2 separate regions of the Homo sapiens genome follow, and region 2 is linked to region 1. Evidence: chromatin contacts called from ENCODE Hi-C or POLR2A ChIA-PET data. All regions are on one chromosome and are shown on one strand. Each heading gives the region's core, a stretch centred on a gene start or an enhancer-like site at or near the end of the contact. The rest is flanking DNA. Distances are from core to core; before and after follow the strand shown.

What was found. Hi-C counts contacts between places; a loop is a spot of excess contacts on that map. ChIA-PET counts read pairs that join two places held with the same protein, here RNA polymerase II (POLR2A). Pooled maps may share reads with other maps.
Region 2: a map of posterior cingulate gyrus shows a loop between it and region 1 (5-fold over the local background). The contact joins two enhancer-like sites. A Hi-C loop is called at or near these places in 2 of 168 maps with a recorded cell type or tissue (mesothelial cell of epicardium and posterior cingulate gyrus), 1 of 37 single-sample maps with no recorded cell type and 5 of 50 pooled maps. POLR2A ChIA-PET finds 5 or more read pairs at or near these places in 8 of 52 experiments (GM12878, OCI-LY7, activated B cell and 5 more).

What each region holds. Positions count from the first base shown.
Region 1 is chr20:36,524,944-36,529,753 of GRCh38, forward strand. It overlaps DLGAP4 (DLG associated protein 4), which reads left to right. Exons shown (of 13, transcript NM_001365621.2): 12 at 908-1,063; 13 at 1,870-3,690. The coding sequence ends at 2,088. All of the region lies in intron 2 of DLGAP4-AS1 (DLGAP4 antisense RNA 1), which reads right to left. Among named protein-coding and RNA genes, the nearest start is that of MYL9, 14 kb to the right of the region's middle. Within about 2 kb of position 2,693, at least 8 of the 41 ENCODE cell types and tissues checked have a DNase peak (open chromatin) inside an H3K27ac peak, as active enhancers do.
Region 2 is chr20:36,491,120-36,495,929 of GRCh38, forward strand. All of the region lies in intron 7 of DLGAP4 (DLG associated protein 4), which reads left to right. Among named protein-coding and RNA genes, the nearest start is that of MYL9, 48 kb to the right of the region's middle. Within about 2 kb of position 2,057, at least 24 of the 41 ENCODE cell types and tissues checked have a DNase peak (open chromatin) inside an H3K27ac peak, as active enhancers do.

The DNA of each region.
Region 1 (4,810 bases), core at 1,443-3,942:
CGCAGTGGCTCACGCCTGTAATCCCAGCACTTTGGGAGGCCGAGGCAGGCAGATCATGAGGTCAGGAGATGGAGACCCTCCTGGCTAACACGGTGAAACCCCTTCTGTACTAAAAAGACAAAAAATTAGCCAGGCGTAGTGGCGGGTGCCTGTAGTCCCAGCTACTCGGGAGGCTGAGGCAGGAGAATGGTGTGAACCCGGGAGGTGGAACTTGCAGTGAGCCGAGATCGCGTCACTGCATCCAGCCTGGGTGACAGAGCGAGACTCCGTCTCAAAAAAAAAAAAAAAAAAAAAAAAAAAAAAAAAAAAAACAAAGAAATCCCACTGCTGGGATTGGTGGCTTGGCTTTCTCCCTCCCTCTTACCTGTTAGGAGGGCTGGCCCTGCCAGGGTCAAAAGCAAAGTCCTGGGCTGTTCTGCCTGTGGGAATGTGTGTACTCCCAGCGGGAGGCAGTGGAGTGAGTGTTTGTCTCCAAGACCTACAGAGACTTGGGGGTTGCGTTGTCATGGAACAGAGTGACACGAGGGAAACAACACAGATTCTGTGACCTTTCCCACCTGGGAGTGAATCGGGCTTCTCTCGGTGTCACTGTCACACCATGGCCAAGAACTTCTGTTTCTTCCCTGCAAAACGAGAATACCTGTCTGCTAGCATACACATACATTAGGGACAGGAGTGCCTTCCTTGCCACAGCCCTTAGACTATCCCCCAAAGATCCCCACCACTAGGGCTGGTGCTGACCAGAACTGGCTTAGATTCATTCATACAGATACTTACCCAGACACTAGGCCTCAAGAGCCCCCGCGGGTGCTGGCAGGGCCCAGAGGAACCCTGCTTGTTGGGGGGTTGGGGGGAGCAGGACAAGCCTCTGCTGAGCTGGCCCCACTGATCCCCATCTGGCCCACAGAACCCTGATGCCAACCCACGCCCCACAGCCCAGGACCTGGCAGGGTTCTGGGACCTGCTACAGCTGTCCATCGAGGATATCAGCATGAAGTTCGATGAACTCTACCACCTCAAGGCCAACAGCTGGCAGCTGGTGGAGACCCCCGAGAAGAGGAAGGTGAGCATGGAGCAGTGCGGAGGGGAAGTCCAGGGACAAATTCCTGGTCGGCAATAACGCTGCCCACATCGGTCAGTGCTGCTTGGCTCCCTTCTCCGTGTGTCGTCTTTGAGCTGGGGTCTCACATCCATCACTGCGTGGGGTCCATGCTTGGCACTTGTCTGGCATGCCGCTTGCTCCGTGTAGTTGAGGCTGCCCCTGAAGCATGTGTCCTGCCCTGCATGTCCAGAAAAGGGGATCCTGGGAGAGGCACGCCCACAGCCTCAATCACGTTATAACAGAGGAGGCAGCAAAAATGGTCCCTTCTCCTGGGGCCCTGCTGCCAGGAGTCCTGGGGTCTGGAGCCAGCTCTGTGACCTTGTGGTAGCCAGCCTCTTCCCTGAGGCTTCCTTCTGCAAACCAGAACCAGTGACCCCTGTTGAACCGTGGCCCTGTCTAATCCCCTAGAATAGCCTGTAAAATGGGACCTGAAGCCCTAAATTTGTCTCTGACTGTGACTCGGGCTAGTTCCTGCCCGAGTCTCGGGCTCCCGGTGATTCAACATGAGGGTGGACAATGGGATCTGCCCGTCCCCGCTGCTCGAGCGCTCTCGGAGTCTAGGCTTGCTTTCTGCTCCAGTGCCTTGAGCTCTTCCCACTGTCAGTCATCGCTTCTCGTGGCTTCCTGATTCCAAGTGTGTGTTGCTTGTGCCCGATGCGGGGAGGCTGGGGTGGAGACTCCAGCTGCCGGCATATGGTGGGGGTAGTGCCACACAAAACGTGGCACCTTTATTTTATTTTTGTTCTCTCCTCACTGTCTCACTAAAGGAAGAGAAGAAACCACCCCCTCCGGTCCCAAAGAAGCCAGCCAAATCCAAGCCGGCAGTGAGCCGCGACAAGGCCTCAGACGCCAGCGACAAGCAGCGCCAGGAGGCCCGCAAGAGACTCCTGGCGGCCAAGCGGGCAGCTTCTGTGCGGCAGAACTCAGCCACCGAGAGCGCAGACAGCATCGAGATTTATGTCCCGGAGGCCCAGACCAGGCTCTGAGACCATGCAGGAGGAAAGAAACGATTTTAAATCATTAAAAACACAAAAACTAAGTGCGAACGGAACAGAGTTTTCTCAACCTTTGCTATGGTTATTCTGTCTAGAGACCCTGAGCCAACTTTCAAATTGACGCATACAAGGGCTCACAATTTGGCTTTTTTGGGTCCCTCCCAGCTTTAGGTTATGAAGATTTTACTCACAAAAAAAATCAACAAAAATCACGAAACTAGAAAACTTTTTTTTTCCTCTTGCTGGCCGTGGTGGACTAGATAGATGGACGTCGGCAACTCCCGGCCCAGCCTCCATACTGCGGTCTTTTTACTCGTTCTATCTGATGAGAACTCACACTAGCTTGTTTACAAGATGACGACAGTCCAAGGGCAGCCTTGGGCACCTGCCATGTCCCTCCTTTCCCCAGCTATCCCCGCTCTGACCTTGATTTTCATTCTTATGTTTTTCTCTTTTCCCTTCAGAGCTCACACAGTGGTCACCATTGTGGCAAGCGGCTTTCTGGGTCTCAGCCCTCTCTGCGGTTGAGGGCCCAGAGGACAGAGAGATGGACATGCGTCCCCTCCCTCCCCCCGCCAAGTGCTCACACACAACCTCACGCGCACACACACACACGCAGATGGAGGCGCCTCACTGGGAGGTGCCCCGCCAGCCCTGGGCAGTGTCAGGCAGGACTCACTCACCGCTGAGCAGATGAGGGAAGTTTTAGTCTTGGCGGGTGGAAATGAGACGAAGCCACAGTTATCACACTCCAGACTCCTGCCCTTTTATTTTCTCCAGCCCCTTCTTCCTTCAGCAAAATCTAGGACTCCCGAGTGGCTTCCAGGGGGCCGTCAGTCCTCAGCCGCGCCTGTGTCCGGTGCCCGAGGGGCGGGCGGCGGTGTCTGTATGTATGTGTACATATGCACATAGACCTTAGAGTGTATAGTTAACAAACGCCCATCTGCTCACCCATGCCCACCCAGCGCCGCCGCCGCTGGCTCTCGGGGCACCTGGCAGGAGGCGGGTGTGTGAATAGCATATATTTTTACATGTACTATATCTAGGTGTGTGTACAAGTGTGTGTAAAAATATATACCTTGTGTGTAAGCAGCCCTTTTTTTTTTTGGTCTCCACCCCCCTCCCCCCGCCCCGCACTCCTAAGGGCCCATCTGCCCAGCCTCTGAGTTTTCTGTTCTATTTTTTTTTTAACCCCAATTATCCTTCTCTCTCTCCTGCCCCCGCATCCCACTCCCAGGGTGTCACGAGCCCTGAGCTGCAATGGCCCGGGCCTGCAGGGCGGGGTAGGGGAGGGCAGGGGCTGAGCCCCGAAGCCAGCTCAGTACCTGAGGGGCTGCTCTATGCTGTGTATGCGCCTCTCTGGCATCCGAGACATCCTCTTGGCTGGCGCTTGCTGCAGGGGGGGACCCCCCCCCGTCCCCAGGTGAACCAAGGGTCTGCTCCGGGGCCCATTTCCAGCTTGGCCGCCGTCTGTGACCTTGGGCAAGTCACTTGACCTCTGTGTGCCTCAACTTCCTCCTCTGTAAAACGGGGACAGTCCCTGCCCCTCCCTACCTCACAGGCATGTTGTGAGAATAAATGAGGTAACGTGTACCAAGGGCTTGTGGCATTATTGCAGGGGGATGAGCAGAGTGGGCCCAGGAAACTGAACCAGACCCCTCCCAAAAGGCAGCTCTGTGGAGACAGCCTGATGGGAGTGCCAGCCGGGATGCCAGCTGTCACATGCCAGCTCTGTGATCTGGGGCGGGAAGATGGAGCTGACCGTCCCCTCTCCCGAAAATCAGTGTGCAGCACTTACCAGCTTCCTGTTTGAAATAAACCCTTGAAAGATAGATGCTATCACAGGAGCCAGGATAGGCTGATAAAGACGACCCTAGAGGACAGTTTACACCCCCCACAGATCCACAGTCTGCACATTCTCCAGGGTGGGGTACTCGGTATCCCCCTGCCTGGCAGCTGCTTCCACTCTGTCAGGTGCGAGCCCTGAGTGCATCTCCAGAGCACCTCCTCTACAGGCCCAGTGCTGGGGCAGAGCTCGCTCTGGTGAGGGAGACAGATATTGAACGTGACAGATAAGGTCAAGTCAATGACAGGTGGTAAAAAACAAGACGCAGCAGAATGAGGCTGCAGGACCCCGCAGCGCGACCACCAAACCCAGCCTGGGCAGGAGTGTTCTGGTAGAGACCAGAAGGATGAGTGGGTAGCCAGCTTTCAGGGAGGGAGCGGCACGCAGTCCTGGCAGAAGCAGGAGGTGCCAAGCCCCAGTGGTAGGAACATACCTTTTCCTTTTTTTTTTTTTTTTTTTTTTTTGAGACAGTCTTGCTCTGTCACCCAGACTGGAGTGCAGTGGCGCGATCTTGGCTCACTGCAACCTACGCCTCCTGGGTTCTAGCAATTCTCCTGCCTCAGCCTCCCGAGGCTGCCATTATGCCCGGCTAATTTTTGTATTTTTAGTAGAGATGGGGGTTTCACCACGTTGGCCAGGCTGGTCTTGAACTCCTGACCTCAGGATCAGCCCCCATTGGCCTCCCAAAGTGCTGGGATTACAGGCGTGAGCCACCGCACCCGGCCGGAACATGCCTTTTAGAAAGTTCTCTGGCCAGGCTCTGGAGCCACAGACTCCTGGTCTCCTCCCTTGGCCCAAGCCAGCCAAGAAGCTCGTGATCTCAGGCCCAGGGGATGCACGGACCCTGCCTTCCCAGCAGCTTTGTTC
Region 2 (4,810 bases), core at 807-3,306, 34 kb before region 1:
AAGTGGAGGATGCAGTGAGCCAAGATCGCACCACTGCACTCCAGCCTGGGCGACAGAACAAGACTCTGTCTCAAAAAAAAAAAAAATGCAGAAACAAATTCATTCTGACCTGATAAATACAGTTTGGAGGATAAAATCTTGGGGTAGAAGACAGAAATAATGAGATAAAGGAAGCTTCTCTAGAAGAAGCAAGGACTTAGGTGCTGCGAGGTAGGGAGGCTGGGCTAGATACCTGGGGCTGGGAGCAGGCTGCACGGAGGATGCATCGCACAACTGGCTTGTGTCTGGGCTGTGGCATGAGGGACCTGCATGGCTGAGAGGGGGTCAGGAGAAGCAAGCATGCAGCCCATGGGGATGGGTGGTTTCACGTGCTGTGGTTTAGGGGCTGGCAGGAAGCATGGAGAACAGGGGAAGGGGGCTCCAGCAGAAACCCATGCATGTGTAAAGGCTTGGATGCACGGAGGTGTGCCGTGTTTGGGAATGGTGCACTGTGCATTTGGTTCTCTGAAGCTGGAAGGGGTATGCTGAGGGGGTGGGAGGGGCATGAGATGAAGCTGCTGAGATGGATGGGCAGGGACCAAGCAAAAAGGGCTCAGGTTTGGGAGGAGCCCTAGAACCTTGGATACTAAAGTGTTGGGAGCCTTTGCTATATGGCCAAATAATCTGGGTTTTTGGCAACTGAGGGTTTTTGTAGTGATAATGAGGTTTATTTTCTCTTTCAACAAATTATTGAGAGCCTTTGTGCTTGAGGCATAACCCCAATCCTGGCATGTGGCATGATTTGTCAGGACAGAGTTCCCTCAATTGCCCCAGGCCTGTAGCTGTCAGTTGACTCCTCCAAGCCCGTGGACTGATGTGGTCAGTGCTCTGATGGAGATTCCCAGGTGGAAGAAGAGACGGCAGTCGGGAGGCTCTCAGAGGAAGAAATTCTGAAACTTGTGGGTAGCTGAGGGAAGCCTTCCAGGCAGAAGAACAGTATGTGTGAAGGCCCCAGCGGGGGAGGAAGTGGCCGGGGTGAGGTATTGGAAGAGGTGGGGGTGAGGTATTTCCTCACTATATTTCCTGCATTCACACATTTGAAATGAGAGCTCTCCTGTACAAGGTTAGGTCCCATCTCCCTGCTTCAGGGAGGCAATACTCAGAGCTGAGGGGTGCCTGTCCCCCAGGGAGCCCCTGAAGCCCCAAAATCTTGTATGCTAGACAACACCACTTATCTGGCTGTGGCCTGTGTGTGCCTCAGGAGACAGAGGATCCAAGATCAGCTCACTTTCCTCTTACCGAATCAGGCCTGGACTTGCTTTCTGGCTGGGTTACTTTCCCTCTGATGACTGGCTGCCTAGGCCAGGGCTCAGGGCGTCTGAGGGTGCTTAGTAGAACTCTGGGCCCAGCAGCTCTGAGAGAGAGGCTGGAGGGTCAGTCCTTTGTCCAGACCCTGACTGTGGGCAGTCCTGTTGTCTTCCATTGGGAAGAAGGTGTGCCTCTTCCCACCAGAACCTCGTGAATGCTGCATGCACACTCTTCATGGACAGTGTCATCCCTACCCCACAGATGGGAACAAGGACTCTGGTGTCACACAGCCTAAGCTAGGCTTAGTGCCCAGTTCTTGCTCCCCCATACTAACTGCTACCCTCCTAAGGGAGATATACTCCCTTAAACATTTTGAGCAAATTGAGGTTGGCTTCCGTTTTCTGATCTAGGGCAAAAAACCCCATTTGTTTGGGACTTTAGGTCAAACAAATCCATTCCTTTCCTGAAATCCTCAGTGAGTTAGTCCTGTCTCTGCTGGTGGCCATAGATTTCAAGAGTTGCTCTAAACAAACGTCCAGGTCTTGGTGGAAACTGTCCCTGGGCCAGTCAGAGAACCAGCCCAGACTCCCTGCCAGTGGCTGGGGAGTGGTAGAAATTTGGCTCGCCCCCCCATCCCCACCCTACCCACAGGCCCAGTTGTGTCTGTACCAGAAATGAGGAGTGATGCCAAGCCTAGGCCTGGCCCAGCCTTAGCTTCTGCAATGCAACCTATGTAATCACACCCATTTTACAAGGAGGAAACTGGGGCCATACAACAGGTCAGTGACAAGAGCTGGGACCTGAACTCAGGCTAGTCTGGTTCCACACTGCCCCCTGGCTTCTGGACCCTTACCACCAAAATGACTCTGAAACTAGAGAATTTCAGGATTTCAGACATCAGTGGAGAGGGCATTCGCAGAGGGGATCTTCCCTGCAGTCACAGTGATGGGAGGCTCCACACCCATCCTTGAGGGAGAAGATGAATGGGGCAGTGCTTTGAGTTTGTCAGGGGCTGTGTGAATGCAGTATGCTGTGACCCAGTGAGAATCCCTCCCGCCCTTCCGGAACAGAGGAGAGTTCTGAGAAGCCCAGAGGGCAAGCAGGAGCCTGGAAGCCAGGCCTCTGCCTCCGTCGAGGCCCTTTCTACTCCCACAGTCAGATTTTGGTTTGTTGTGCCCCTGCAGACTGGTCCCAGGGCCCAGCAGGATGCTGTAGGGATGTGGTGATGAGTGAAGGCCCCAAACACCGGCAGCCCAGCCCAGCCCAGCCCAGCGAGGAGGGGCCCAAGGCCTGGAGAGCAGAGTGAGGTGGCTGTGCCGTGGAGCAGATGCGGCTGCTGCTTACTCCTGCAACTTTGAGCAAGTTGTATAACCTTCCTGAGCTTCACGTGCCCCACCTGCAAAGTGGGCATAGTCACGATCTCCACCTCACAGGCTCTGAGGCTTACGTTAGAAAGCCGCAAAGCTGCTGAGCACAGCTTAGTAAATGACCCAGCTTTTGGCCCGCAGCCTGTGCCTTGTGGCCAGCTGAACGCAGTTGCTCCTCTTCGCTGAGCAGGCGTGTCCCTCCTCTCTCAGGATGATGTGTTGGAGAGCCATTCTTCTTTTGACCTGAGCCCTGCCTCCTGCCTCCCTGCTGCCTTTCTTCTGGCCCAGAGAGGTAGCTGTCCTTCTGCCTGTACACTGCTCTTAGGTTGGTAACCAGAGATGCAGGTGTCTGTCTGGGGGATCTCTGAGTTTTCTCAAGGCCTGAGCAGGACTGGGACATTTCAAACAGACGAGTAGGAAGTGAGTGCTCCTGGCTTGGAACTCAGAGCACTTTGTGGCCTCTGGACTAGGCTGGGCACAAGGCACAGCATCCAGTTCCCTGGGCTTAACATCGTGGCATGTGTTACTTTCAAAGAACTCACTGCAGAGCTGTTTCTCTGCTGATGAGGGCTCCTGGCTTTTCTGGAATCCACTAGAAGGCCTTGGTTTCATAGATGTCTATTGGATGAACAGATGGATTATTTTAAATTAAATTTTATTTTTAGATAATTGTAGATTCACATGCAGTTGTAAAAAATAATACAAAGGGATTCTTCATACCCCTTACTCGATTTCCCTCAATAGTAAGACCTTGCAAAACTAATACATTCTCACATCCAGAATATCGACAGATACAATCCACCCATCTTATTCAGATTTCCCCAGTTCCACTTGTGTGTGTGTTAGTGCTATGCAGTTTTATCACATGCATACATTCATGTAACCATCCCCACACTCAATACAGGACTATTCCATCACTTCATACAAGGGTCCCTCTTGTTACCTTTTTATAGCCACACCTACTTCCCTCCTTGCCCTCCCCTTCACCCTCTCCCTAGTGACCACCTCTGCCCTAGCAACTACTAATCTGTTCTCTAGGTCATTTCAAGAATGTTATAGGCCAGGCACAGTGGCTCACACCTATAATCCCAGCATTTTGGGAGACTGAGGCAGGAGGATCCCTTGAGTCCAGGAGTTCGAGACTAACCTGGCAACATAGTGAGACCTCATCTCTACCAAAAGTAAAAAAGTGGTTTTTTTTTTTTGTTCGGTTTTTTTTTTTTTTTTTTTTTTTTTGAGACGGAATTTCGCTCTTATTGCCTAGGCTGGAGTGCAGTGGCGTAATCTTGGCTCACTGCAACCTCCGCCTCCCAAGTTTAAGCAATTCTCCTGCCTCAGCCTCCTGATAGCTAGGATTACAGGCGTGTACCACCATGCCCAGCTGCATGTTTTATTTTTATAAGAAAATGCCAATGTATTTTCCATGACAGTAGTATCACTTTTTCTCCACATTCTCAATAGCATTTGATGTTGTCACTTTTTAGCCATTCTGATAGGTTATGTGATGGTATCTCATAGTGGCAGATGGATGGTTTCTACAGTCCTTTGTCCACAGCTCCTGTGATACTGGGCCTTGTTTTGTGAGTTGCCTCTGGGCTATCACCATCACCATGATTGTAGCCCCTTGAAGGCACAGTTTATCTGGCTCATGGGCCCAGACCAGGGTAGGGGCTTGTTTCAGTCCTCACAGGGCAACAGGCAGTTGGAGTTAAGGTGCTGAGAAAGGCACTAGATCCAACGTCACCCTCCCAGCAAACAGCTACTGTTGGAAAAGCACTTTCTATTGCCAACAGAGTTCTCATCGTCTGAGAAGCAAGCAGTGGGCCTTTGGTGTTCTGGGCTCCTGCTGTGGGTCAGCCCCTGGCTGGGGTCAGGGTGAGATTCAGAGATGGTTCAGGTTCCTACCCATGGCAGGTCCTGGCTCTGGGAATCTCAGTGGAGAAAGTGGAGAACAGGGAGTTGGACCAGTGGAGAACAGGGAGGCAGACCACTGTACGGGTTTCACATAACGAGAAAGTGTTGGGGTGGGAATGGCAAGATAGGGAAAGGGGTTAGCTGGACCCTGAAGGATGTGTGTTTTTTTGTTTGTTCATGTGTTTGTTTGTTTGTTTGTTTTGAGATGGAGTTTTGCTTTTGTTCCCCAGGCTGGAGTGCAA